Linked DNA regions of Homo sapiens: region 2 is linked to region 1. The links are chromatin contacts, found by Hi-C in ENCODE. All regions are on one chromosome and are shown on one strand. The core of a region is the stretch at or near the end of the contact, and the rest is flanking DNA. Distances in the headings are between cores, read along the strand shown. Region 1 holds the start of PAPPA (pappalysin 1). Region 2 overlaps DELEC1 (deleted in esophageal cancer 1).

Region 1 (5,377 bases), core at 1,206-3,705:
AATGATCCCAGTGCATTTGAGGACGGAGATCAAGGAGTTCAAGGACCCATAAGACATGAACTTCGTTGTCCCTTCGTTTTCCTGCCTCCTACAGGAGAGAAATAACTTGGCCTCCTCAATTCTTGTTTGTCTTTAAGAACCTGAGGAGCACTTTGTCTTTGACAACAACAATAGAACAAATGGTATTCGTATATCATTTTTATTGTTTACAAAAGATTATACCCCAGAGCATATCTTGTCCTCAAAATAAATTTGCCAAGTAGATATTCCCATTTTAAAGGTAAGGAAGTGGAAGGGAAGAGAAATGAAGTGTCTTACTCAAGGCCAGTGAACTGATATGTGTTGGAGGGAGTAGGAAATGAGAAGTAAAAATCTTGTGCTCCCACTGCTGGTCTGAGAATTGAATAATTCCCAGTTGTCTAGGAATATTCAAAATTATTGTATACAATGACTTAAAATCCCCCTGGAAGACATGCAGTTTCTAAATGCCTAATTGCCACAACTGAAGTAAATCAGTAGTCATGGTCCAACCTCTATTGGAGAGGAAGGGGGATTTTGAATGATACAATTTATGTTGTTCAACATAGCTCTCTTTTTATCCAATGGCAACCTTTTACAGATGACTTGGAGTTGCAAAAAGTCAAAGATTTGCTTAGGCAAATTCTTTATTCATGACATTGTGCACCCAAGATTTTCTTTCCTCCAGCCAGTCTCTGGAAACACATTTAGGGTATTGTGCTATTTTCATTTTATGACTACAGAAACAGAGTTCAAACGTTCTTAGTCTAAGACTATTCAGCAACTTCTTTCTAAACTAGGAAGGTATGAATCTGAGATCTCCCATTTTCAGAAAGCTTCCATAATCTTTGCATATATCGCATTCCAGCTTTCATAGAGGGGATGTCTGAGTCATTTGCTCATCCGACAAATCGTCATACTTTTGCCAACAAACATTCTTCCTTGGTTTTCTCTCTTCCTGAAGCGTGTAGCAATGTTCCTAGCTCTCAAGAAAGATCTGGAGCAGCTCGGAAGATAAGAGCAATTGAAGAAGAAAGTTACAATTTAGTGGAGTTAATTTTATCGCAGACTTTCAGCACGCTATTCACATGCAAACTTCACACAGAATATTTTTATCACTACCTTATTGGAATAGATTGGTAATTAATAGCTTGTAATCCACCATTGCTAACATGTTTTGACTTATTAAACACTTGGACAAAATAAAAGAAGATCTGTTTTGCCATAAGGGGGAGCTTTTGAGTTCTATAAAGAGGGGGAAAAAAGAAGAAAAAAATATATTACATGTATGTCCCAGTTCAAAAACAGACCTACAAAGCAGCAAATGGTCAGATCCTTACCTGTGACTTTAACAATTTCAGAGGACCTGAATTGCTTAAGTTGAAAACATTAGGCAAATTAATATTTTTCTCTCATTTTCTTCTTATAAAATTAAAATAATTTCTAATGACCAACAGAGTATTTTAAAGAGTATTCGGGGAAATTCAGAGACCCAGTTGTACTAGGACTACAGCTTCTGAAAGGCAGATGTCCTGGACAGTGCCTTTCTTCTATTTTCTTCTGATGATTCCATAAGAACTTTGGAAACATTTGGGTTAGCTGAAGCCAGCCTTATCTGGGGGCTCAGAAAAGAGGGGAATGGTTCATCATCGTACAACTTTAAGGAAATTCTGAGAGGGAAAAGGACAGGGAAAAGAAGAGGGAAAGAGGTAAAGGGAGAGGAAGCGGGAAGAAGAGTAAGGGAGAGAGTGAGAAAAAGAGAAAGAGAGGGAGAGGGAGGGAGGGAGAGACAGAGAGAGAGAATTAAAAAAAAAAATCTAAGAATCAAGTTTCAAGACTCTTTATGTGCTACAGAAAAGGATGAGGTTTACCAGCAAAGTGCAAAGGGGATCCTAAGAGAAGAGACAGATTTTTCTCCTGCCATCAGAAATAATAATAATAAGTGGGGGGAGTGAGGGAGGGAAAAAAAGCAAGCAAAACAAAACAAAAACAGGAATGTGTGTTTTGAGCAGGAATGAGAGCTGGGAGGACCGTAAGGGGGTGTGTACAGAATTTCATTAAATTGTTACTTTAAGATTGTCTCCTTAAAAAAAAAAAAAAAAAAAGAGAGAGAGAGAGAGAGAGAAAAGGAGGGGGTGGTGGAGAAGCGGGAGCGAAGGAAAGGAGGCAAAAGGCAAAGTGAAGGAAAGCTGGATAGCTCGGCCTCTCCAAACTGATTGATTAGTCATGATCCCCGCAGTTTTAACAGGGACTCATTCAATTGGGAAGGTGGAGCGCTGGGGAGCAGATTAGCATACGCTTGTTTACTCATCTTCTGAGGGATTTTTTCCCCCTCTTTCCTTTCATTTTGAGAAGAAGGAGGGAGGGGAGGGGGGACTTGGGGGGGGAGAAGGGGGCTGTGGCTTGTGTTATAAAGGACGCAAAAAATAAATAAATTAGAGCATCTTTTGGGGGGAGGGAATTCAGCGGATCAGTCTTAAGAGGAGCTTTTTTTTGGAGCGAGAAATCATATAAAATAAAATGAAATAAAACAAGGAGGAAGGCAACCAGCTGTTAGGGGAAAAATAAGGCAGATAAAGGAGCGGGGAGAGAAATTAATTGCCAACCAGGAGGAGTTGGGCTGTATTTTTCAAAGGTGGGGAGAGTGGAGCACACACCTTGAGGAGGAAAGCGAGAAAGAAAAGAAAAAAGCAAGTGGAAAGGGGGGCTCGCCCAAGAAGGGTGAAGAAGCGAAGAAAGTCGAGGCGCCGAGGCTCCCAAAGCTGGCAGCTCCGGGTGGCGGTGCAGGGGCGAAGGGGGGGCGGGGGGAACCGTCGGACATGCGGCTCTGGAGTTGGGTGCTGCACCTGGGGCTGCTGAGCGCCGCGCTGGGCTGCGGGCTGGCCGAGCGTCCCCGCCGGGCCCGGAGAGACCCGCGGGCCGGCCGACCCCCGCGCCCCGCCGCCGGCCCGGCCACCTGCGCCACCCGGGCGGCCCGCGGCCGCCGCGCCTCGCCGCCGCCGCCGCCGCCGCCGGGCGGTGCCTGGGAAGCCGTGCGCGTCCCCCGGCGGCGGCAGCAGCGGGAGGCGAGGGGCGCCACCGAGGAGCCGAGCCCGCCGAGCCGGGCGCTCTATTTCAGCGGGCGAGGCGAGCAGCTGCGCCTCCGGGCCGACCTCGAGCTGCCCCGGGACGCGTTCACGCTGCAAGTGTGGCTGCGAGCGGAGGGGGGCCAGAGGTCTCCGGCAGTGATCACAGGTAGGTGAGGGCGCCTCGGCGGGCGCTGCACCGTCCCTGCGGCCCCAGAGGCTCGCGGGTGTCTGGGCGCGGGTGGCGGGCGGGTCGGGGGCTTGCGGGCGTGTCTGTGCGAGAGCTGCCCCGCGAGCGGCGCAGAGACATCCGGGCGAGCTGAGAGCCTCACTTTGCTCCATCGGTGGAATGGGCACACTCGGAAGGCGTAGCTGCTCCATCCCTGGGAGGAACCTGGGGAGCCCTCCTGGCGGCCCCGCGGACCCTCGGCCAGTGAGGGCTGGTTCCCGGAGCCTAGGGCACGTAACCCGTGCTCCGAATGGTCAGATGCACTCTCTCCTTTTGGGATGAAAGGGAGGATGACCCAATTGAGATGCATGTGAAAGGAGACTTGGGGACCGTTGATTTCTTTGACGTTTTAATGGAGGTAACTCCCCTTCATTAGGCCCCATTCCCCTGAAAGCCGGCAAGGGCAAGGTTGTTGTAATGGCCAGGACTTAGAAGTCCTCGAAGTGCCCCAAAGTTGCTCACTGATTGAAGCCTGCCTCTGGGACTCACCCTCACCCCCTCCACGCCATCCCATGTCCTAGCTTTTAAAGCCCATTGCCTGTCACTCGGGGCTGGGACGAGACCTTCCTAACGCATACCCCGCCAGCGTTCCCCAGACGCGGCTGCGAAACGGGGCGCTTTTCTCATATGGGACTTTATGAGCCCGTAATGAATTTGAGTTCTCCCTCCTCAACCTCCCTCTCTCTCCCCTTCGCTGTTCCACAGCAAAGCCTATAGTGAAATCGGACACTTTGCGAGGATTGCAAACCTTAGAAATGCTCCAGCATCCATTTTCCCCCCTCTAAATGAATCTGTGGAAATGCCTTTAATAAAACTGGGGAGCGGAGGTGGGGGCGGCGCTGGAAGAGAGGAGGAAAGTTTTGCCTTTTCTGTCTGGGAGATTCCCTTTCTGCACAAACAATCTTGCCATGTCCTGGGACGTCTTAAAGTGAGAGTAGGGGTTCCCCCTTCACTGCAGCCAGGAAACGTGTGAAGGCGTTTTGCGATCCCACCCCCTCACACACACACTTTCTTAGAAGGGAAAGCTGTGAGCTCTCCGGGCAGTTCTGCTTCTTCCTGTCTTTCCATGGCTTGGACTTTCACAGATGTAGCACTGACTATCCAGTTGACATGAAGACCCCTTTAGGAGACCCACACTCTGCTGCTATCCCAAGAATACGTCTCCCGAAGCCCCCGCTTTCCAGCTATCAAAGGAGAGCGATACAGTGATTCCCCCCAACAACCCACAACTGACGTCATCGCATGCTATTTTTCCTTTTTTTTTTTCCTCCGGGAAGAAGAAGGAGACTGAACTCATTCACTTTTAACTCGCAAGCCCTATTTGCCCAGAGGAGGGTCTAATTTGGAACAGAGGAAACGTTATCCATAATAATAATGACGATGGTGATAATTTAGAGCTGTAGTATGTTGACTTCTCTTTCCAAACATGTGAAAAAGCAAAGAGACTGCTGCTTGGAGGTGATTTTTTTTTTTTTTTAATCTGTAGGTCTGGTTTTTCCTAGTCTTTACCTAGTACCAGTGATTTGGAAGGCATTCCCTGGAGAGAGGAGAGCACAGGGTTATGCAGGCATCATCAGTGAAAGGGTAGTGAATGCATTTTAACTATGTAAGTGTGTCTACATAAATACGTGTGTGTGTGTGTATATATATATATACATGTATATATATGTGTGTATATATATATGTGTATATATATATATGTATATATATATATATAACACCTGGGATTCCACAGGAGACTGCTTTATAAATGTCTATAATTCAGACAAGGAGCCTCTCTTCACACACATTCTCTTGAGCACTCATTCACTCTCTCACACAAAGATTGTTGCAGTAAAATACTTTAATTGGATGGGGGGCGTTAGGTTATTATTGCTTGTATAAAATGCCTGGTCCATTTTATGTGTAGAAATAACATTCCTCTCAAAACGAAAAAAATAAAATAAATAAATAAGCACTGCTGTCGTGTAGCACCAGAAAGCCAGGAGCTTTTCCCCTGAGGATTCTGGTGGATTTCTTTTCCCTCCCCTAGTTGAGTTGGAGCCAGATTTGGCGGCGTGTAAAC
Region 2 (5,377 bases), core at 1,822-4,321, 830 kb before region 1:
AACTCTCTTCTCCTATCACTTTACAAACTCTATCTTCCCCCAAAGGCCTTTCCAAAGGAAGCAGCCAGGCTCAGTGGCCATGATGTTTTCCTGAAGGTATGGGAGATAGATTATCCAGTTAAAAACACAGTTATTTCCCTAAACCTGACTTAACCTCTGCATATAACTGCCTGGAGCCTATTCAACGCAGTTGACAATTGCCTGCCCCGGGGCCTCCCTCTGTCCTGAAATTACCCATTTAAATCTTCCTATTTTTTTTAATCCCTAATAGTCTGTGGCCTACTTTTTGTTGTTTACGTTTTGTATGTTTTTCAAAACCCCAAAGATTTGCTTCAAATTCTACTCATTCATTTATTTTGTAAATAAATGCATTCATTCAATGTTGTCGTGAGTTGGGAGGGAGAAATGTCTGACTGTTCATTTTTCTGCCAAATGATTATATAGAACTTAATAGTATGAATTATGAATCAGACTGCTTGGGATTGAATCACAGGTCTGCCACTATCTATGTGACCTTGAGTAAGTTGTTTAACCTCTCTGCACCTCAGTTCCCATCTGTGAAATGGGGATATAATAATAACTTCATGGAGTTGTTGTGAGGATTAAATTAATTCATAAATACAAAGTACTTAAAACGGTGCCTGGTGCAGCTTAAGAGCTATAGACAACTTTGCTATTATTTATCTAGTGATCTTAGCATGCCCCATTAGAATGGAAAGGGGTGGAGCTTCATAAATCTTTTTGAAGTGAGATCTTCAAGACATGGATGCTGATAGATGCCAGACTATCATGGATGCGAGTCTCAGCATCTGATGGGATAAGAACATGGTTTATCATTTTTGATCCTGAATTTGAATAGGTAAGAGATGAGTAATGAGAAAAAAGAAGGGAGGAAAAGAAGTCTGCAAAATAGAGACTGAGACCGGGCAATATAAAGGGTTTGTAAAGCATCTTGATAGTGAGATGTCTGGAGGAGATTTCTAAACGGGTTCTGTTCTGCTCTTTGATAGTTGTTTTGTTGGTGGCTATAGAGATTTTTTTTTCCCCCTGAAGCTCCTCTCCCCATTATTGTGTGAAGTTCACTCTTCTTGCAAATGTGAGTGGAGTTTTTAGAAATTCAAAGCAATAGTTGAATTTTTTCTCCAGCTAAGTCTTCTAGACTAAAACAGAGATACCCATCTAGAAACAAATATTGAGAGACAAGAGGTGCTGGGTTTTCTGAAAATTTGCCAAAGTACTGGAGAAGATGTCTACAGGCTGCACAGTTGGGGAGGATAAGAAGCTAATTTTGCTGAGATCTCAAAGGTCAGCGAGACCCTAGATAAAATATAAACCAACATTTACTAGAAGCAGCTGTGTAGTAGTCATTTCCCAGAGGTCTGAGAATTAAGACCTATCACTAGCCCTTCTGTGTTATGTTAGCGAGTAACCATGTTACGTGCCTAGTTTAGGGTAGGATGATATTGATGGGTGGAGAAGTCAGAGAAGGGTCTGCTCCTCTCCTTGATTCATCCACTCACCCTCTTGCTTTGAACTTCTCCAAATGGCTGAGGTTTTAGACTTTACACTGGTGGAATTTCATATACAATCACATAATAGGCACATAAAATATATTTCATCTAATCTTTCTAACAGCCCCAAGAGGCAGATCATACTGTCTTTTCAAAAAAAAAATAACAGTAAGGTGAGGAGATTCATAGTTATAGGTGTGAACGGGCTTTAGGATCTGATAAGCCGAAACTGGATTGATTGATAGCTTTGCCTGGTCCTATCTGTAGGTCCTTGAGCAAAGTATCTAACTTCTAGGAGCTTATATTTTCTCTGAACAAGGAGATCTTGAAGGATTGTGTAACAGTTACAACAGAGTGCCAGTTGTTGGAAAATACCTACAAAATGGTGGTGTTACTATTTTCTTATTCTTTTGCACTTTTTTTTATATCCATAGATAGTAAATGCTCAACAATTCAGTGATGAAATTAAGTGAAATTATCTTCCTAAACTAGGCTACTATAGTCCTGTTAACTCCTGCGTGTAGTTTACAATGAATCCTTGTGTCCCTTGTATGGAAAAATCTGCTTAATTTATCAGCTCTGCCAAGTTCTTACAAAAACAAAAGAAAAGGTGAAGAAGCAGAAAAACAAATGGAAGATATCCTTTCTGTAGTCTTTTACTGTTGACATAGATTTCCTCTGCAGAAGAGAAAACTATGGCTTTAAAACTGGGATGGTTCATACTCAAAAAGAATCAGAGCTGGTCTGGTATGAGTTGGTTATGGACTGAAAGGGTTAGGTTATGTCAAAACTTTTCATGAGCTAGTACAAGCAGGATTCTCTTGTTTATTGTTATATTTTAAAAGACATTCCAGGCAATAAAGAAAGAAACTCCCTCAGCATGTTCTGGCTTTGGGCCCCTGTCTCGGTCATGTTGGTGCGGCAATGGAGTGGGTGTCTATCTCCCAGATGTGTAAGTGCAGAATGGGTTGCAACCTGGATTCTTGATTGAGAAACCTTCTGTTCCTCTATAGATGAAGGTCTATTTCCTTCCTCCTGAGGCTTAAATGGGGAGGCATGGAAAGCCTCACACAGGACTGACCTGGATAAAAGGGTCTTTGTGAAGAGAAGGCAATTTATCAACTGCAGGGCCATTTCAGGGAATGATTTAACTGTGGTCACTGTGCTGTTCACAGCAACTTTACATCCACACCTATAGCCCCAACTTTGCCATCAATTTGCAAACACATACCTGATGGACACCTATGCTGATCTGATGTTTTGGGGGGCTTTCTCTTGGGTTCCAAGTATTTAATTTTATTGCATTTGAGGAACTAGGAAGGAGGGAGGAAAACGTTTAAAAAGAGAGACATTTTTAGGGAATTTAGCCAATGTTCCAAAGAGCCATGTTGATGAAATGGAGCAGTTTAAGTGAAAACAAATTGAGTTTGGAAAAAAAAAAAAAATTTCCTCCACCCAGTGGCATTTGGAGCTTCCATTCTGAGTTACTTCTAACTTCCTGGAGCCACGTTTACTTTGCTGAGCAGACTAAATCATTTAAGTTGTCAGCTTCTCCCTGTCCTTGCCAGACCTCACTCAAGGAATGCTTCCAGGGCCATGGGAGCTCACAAAGGCCTCAGTCTGCCTGAGTCACTCTCTGGGGACCACATATCCACAGGGCAAGTTTCTCTGTCCTAATTTAAGGCTTCTCAAAGTCAGGGGAGAGCCTTTCTGTTTCCATCCACAAAATAGGTCAGAAGGATATGATAATAGCGATAGGTAGAATTTTATTTAGCGTTCCTTGTGTGTAGCAAGTACCATGTTGAGAGCTTTATATTCATTAATTAATAAACTCTTCACAACCATCTGATATGGGAAGCTAATAATCTTCTGGTTTTATAGACATTCTTTTTTCTGAGAATCAGAACAAACAACTTGATCAAGATTATGCAGCAGCATTGGGCTTCAAAACCAGGTGGTTTGTCTTAAACTTAGCTCCTAATACTCAGCTCTATTTCTCTGGGGACATTGGATGTTATTGCAGTTCCCCACCATGCAGCTCACTCAGCACCAGGGTATGTGCTGTATGGGGTGAGGAGAGGGGGAGGAGAAGGGACAGCTGTGATTCAATTAGCACAGGTCTCTGCTAATTGCAGAGAAGGAGCCTAAATTCTAGAGGGGAGACAAGTGTATGAACAAAATCATCAGAGCAGAGTGACAGAGTGTCTAGAAGTACTAAAGAGGGCTTAGTACAAAGTCTAGATGTACTAAGGAGGAATGAGCAATTAGGTCTTTCTCTGAGTAAGGAAGGGGCTTTGTAAAGGAAGACTTGAAGAGAAGATCATCCTTGGACAAGAACTTCAGCATAGAAGAAGTTTATCTAAAACATGATTGACAACGAGACCAGCAGGGGCAAAAACACAGAGAGAGGTGGACGAGAATGGTGTGGCAGATAAATAGAAGGAGCCTAGAATTGCTCTAGTGTCAACTGAAAGGTAATAGAATGCTAATCAGTATCTATTTTTTTTGCCTCCTTTGTAATTAGGTGAAGCAGTATTCTGATTTCATTTCTGGATGATAGAATAGGACAGGAAATTATATGCCCATCTACCAAGTCTGGCTCATCAACCCTTCAATAACTGATCCTTTTCCTTTCTCCCCATATTCTGGCAGACAAAGAGAACTCAGAACCCAAAGGACCCAGAAGACCAAAGAAAACAAGGTCTCTGAATTATTGCCCCAGGCAATCACCCCTCTCTCAGTGGACACACTTTTATTGTGTTATGCTGATAAAATTTGGGGATTATTCATTCTAGTGCTTAGTCTACCTTTACTAATCATGGTGGTTGGGAAAGGAAAATGATCACTCAGAGCCTTATACATGGAATGAAGAGGTTAGGATTTATCTTTAAGGAGATTGAGAGCTATTGCACAGTTTTAAGCAACAGAGTGGTTCAGATCTGTGGCTCAGGATGTTTGTTCTGAATGCTGTGTTGTCTGAATGGGTTGGCGCTAGATGGTGGGAATGGGAGACATGAGTGGCTAATGGTCTATCTGCGCTGCTCTCAAGGGTATGCCTAACTCCTACTCCATCTGCGCTGCTCTCAAGGGTATGCCTAACTCCATCATTTTATTCAATTTTTGTACACTGTGGACATTGCATACAGTGGCATAAATGGATAAATGACTTCATCACTACCAATGATTTTATGCCAGTCATGGAGCTTGGCATTGACGTGCATCATCTCCTTTAAAACTTGCCAGAACTCAGGAGATAAATATCATGATTCTCCTCTAACAGGTGAGGAAACAGAAGCTTGGTCAGTTTGGGCAACTTCCTCAAAGACCTGCAGTCTTTAAATTCTTGAGCTGAGGCTTGTACTCAGGCTTCTGATTCCAGAGTTTATACTCTTTTCATTAACCTGCTTGCTGAGTAACTTTTTTGTTTGTTTGTTTGTTTGTTTTCAGATGGAGTTTCACTCTTGTCGCCCAGGATGGAGTACAATGGCATGATCTTGGCTCACTGCAACCTCTGCTTCCAGGGTTCAAGTGATTCTCCTGCCTCAGCCTCCTGAGTAGGTGGGCTTATAGGTGCCCGCCATGATGCCCAGCTAATTTTTGTTTCATTAGTACAAATAGGGTTTCACTATGTCGGCCAGGCTTGTCTCGAATTCCTGACCTCAGGTGATCTGCCCGCCTCGGCCTCCCAAAGTGCTGGGATTACAGGTGTGAACCACCGTGCCCGGTTTGAGTAACCTTTAAGTAAGAAAGTGCCTTTTGGGTTGAGTTTAACAATTTCCATGGTAGAGAGTCTCTTCTGCTATATGCTGTTTACTTAGCTTCTGCCTAGTATATGCAGCAGCAGAAAATGGTTTCCCTTGTTGTAG

Evidence for each region. Hi-C counts contacts between places; a loop is a spot of excess contacts on that map.
Region 2: a loop to region 1 is called in a map of ascending aorta, with 2.9 times the contacts of the local background. The contact joins the enhancer-like site here to the promoter of PAPPA in region 1. A Hi-C loop is called at or near these places in 1 of 168 maps with a recorded cell type or tissue (ascending aorta).

Annotation. Positions count from the first base shown.
Region 1 is chr9:116,151,336-116,156,712 of GRCh38, forward strand. It overlaps PAPPA (pappalysin 1), which reads left to right and starts at 2,456. Exons shown (of 22, transcript NM_002581.5): 1 at 2,456-3,252. The coding sequence starts at 2,838. RefSeq lists a silencer at 4,233-4,322 and an enhancer at 5,183-5,377.
Region 2 is chr9:115,325,345-115,330,721 of GRCh38, forward strand. All of the region lies in intron 4 of DELEC1 (deleted in esophageal cancer 1), which reads left to right. Among named protein-coding and RNA genes, the nearest start is that of DELEC1, 190 kb to the left of the region's middle. Within about 2 kb of position 3,072, at least 4 of the 41 ENCODE cell types and tissues checked have a DNase peak (open chromatin) inside an H3K27ac peak, as active enhancers do; they include ascending aorta, where a contact is called at or near this core.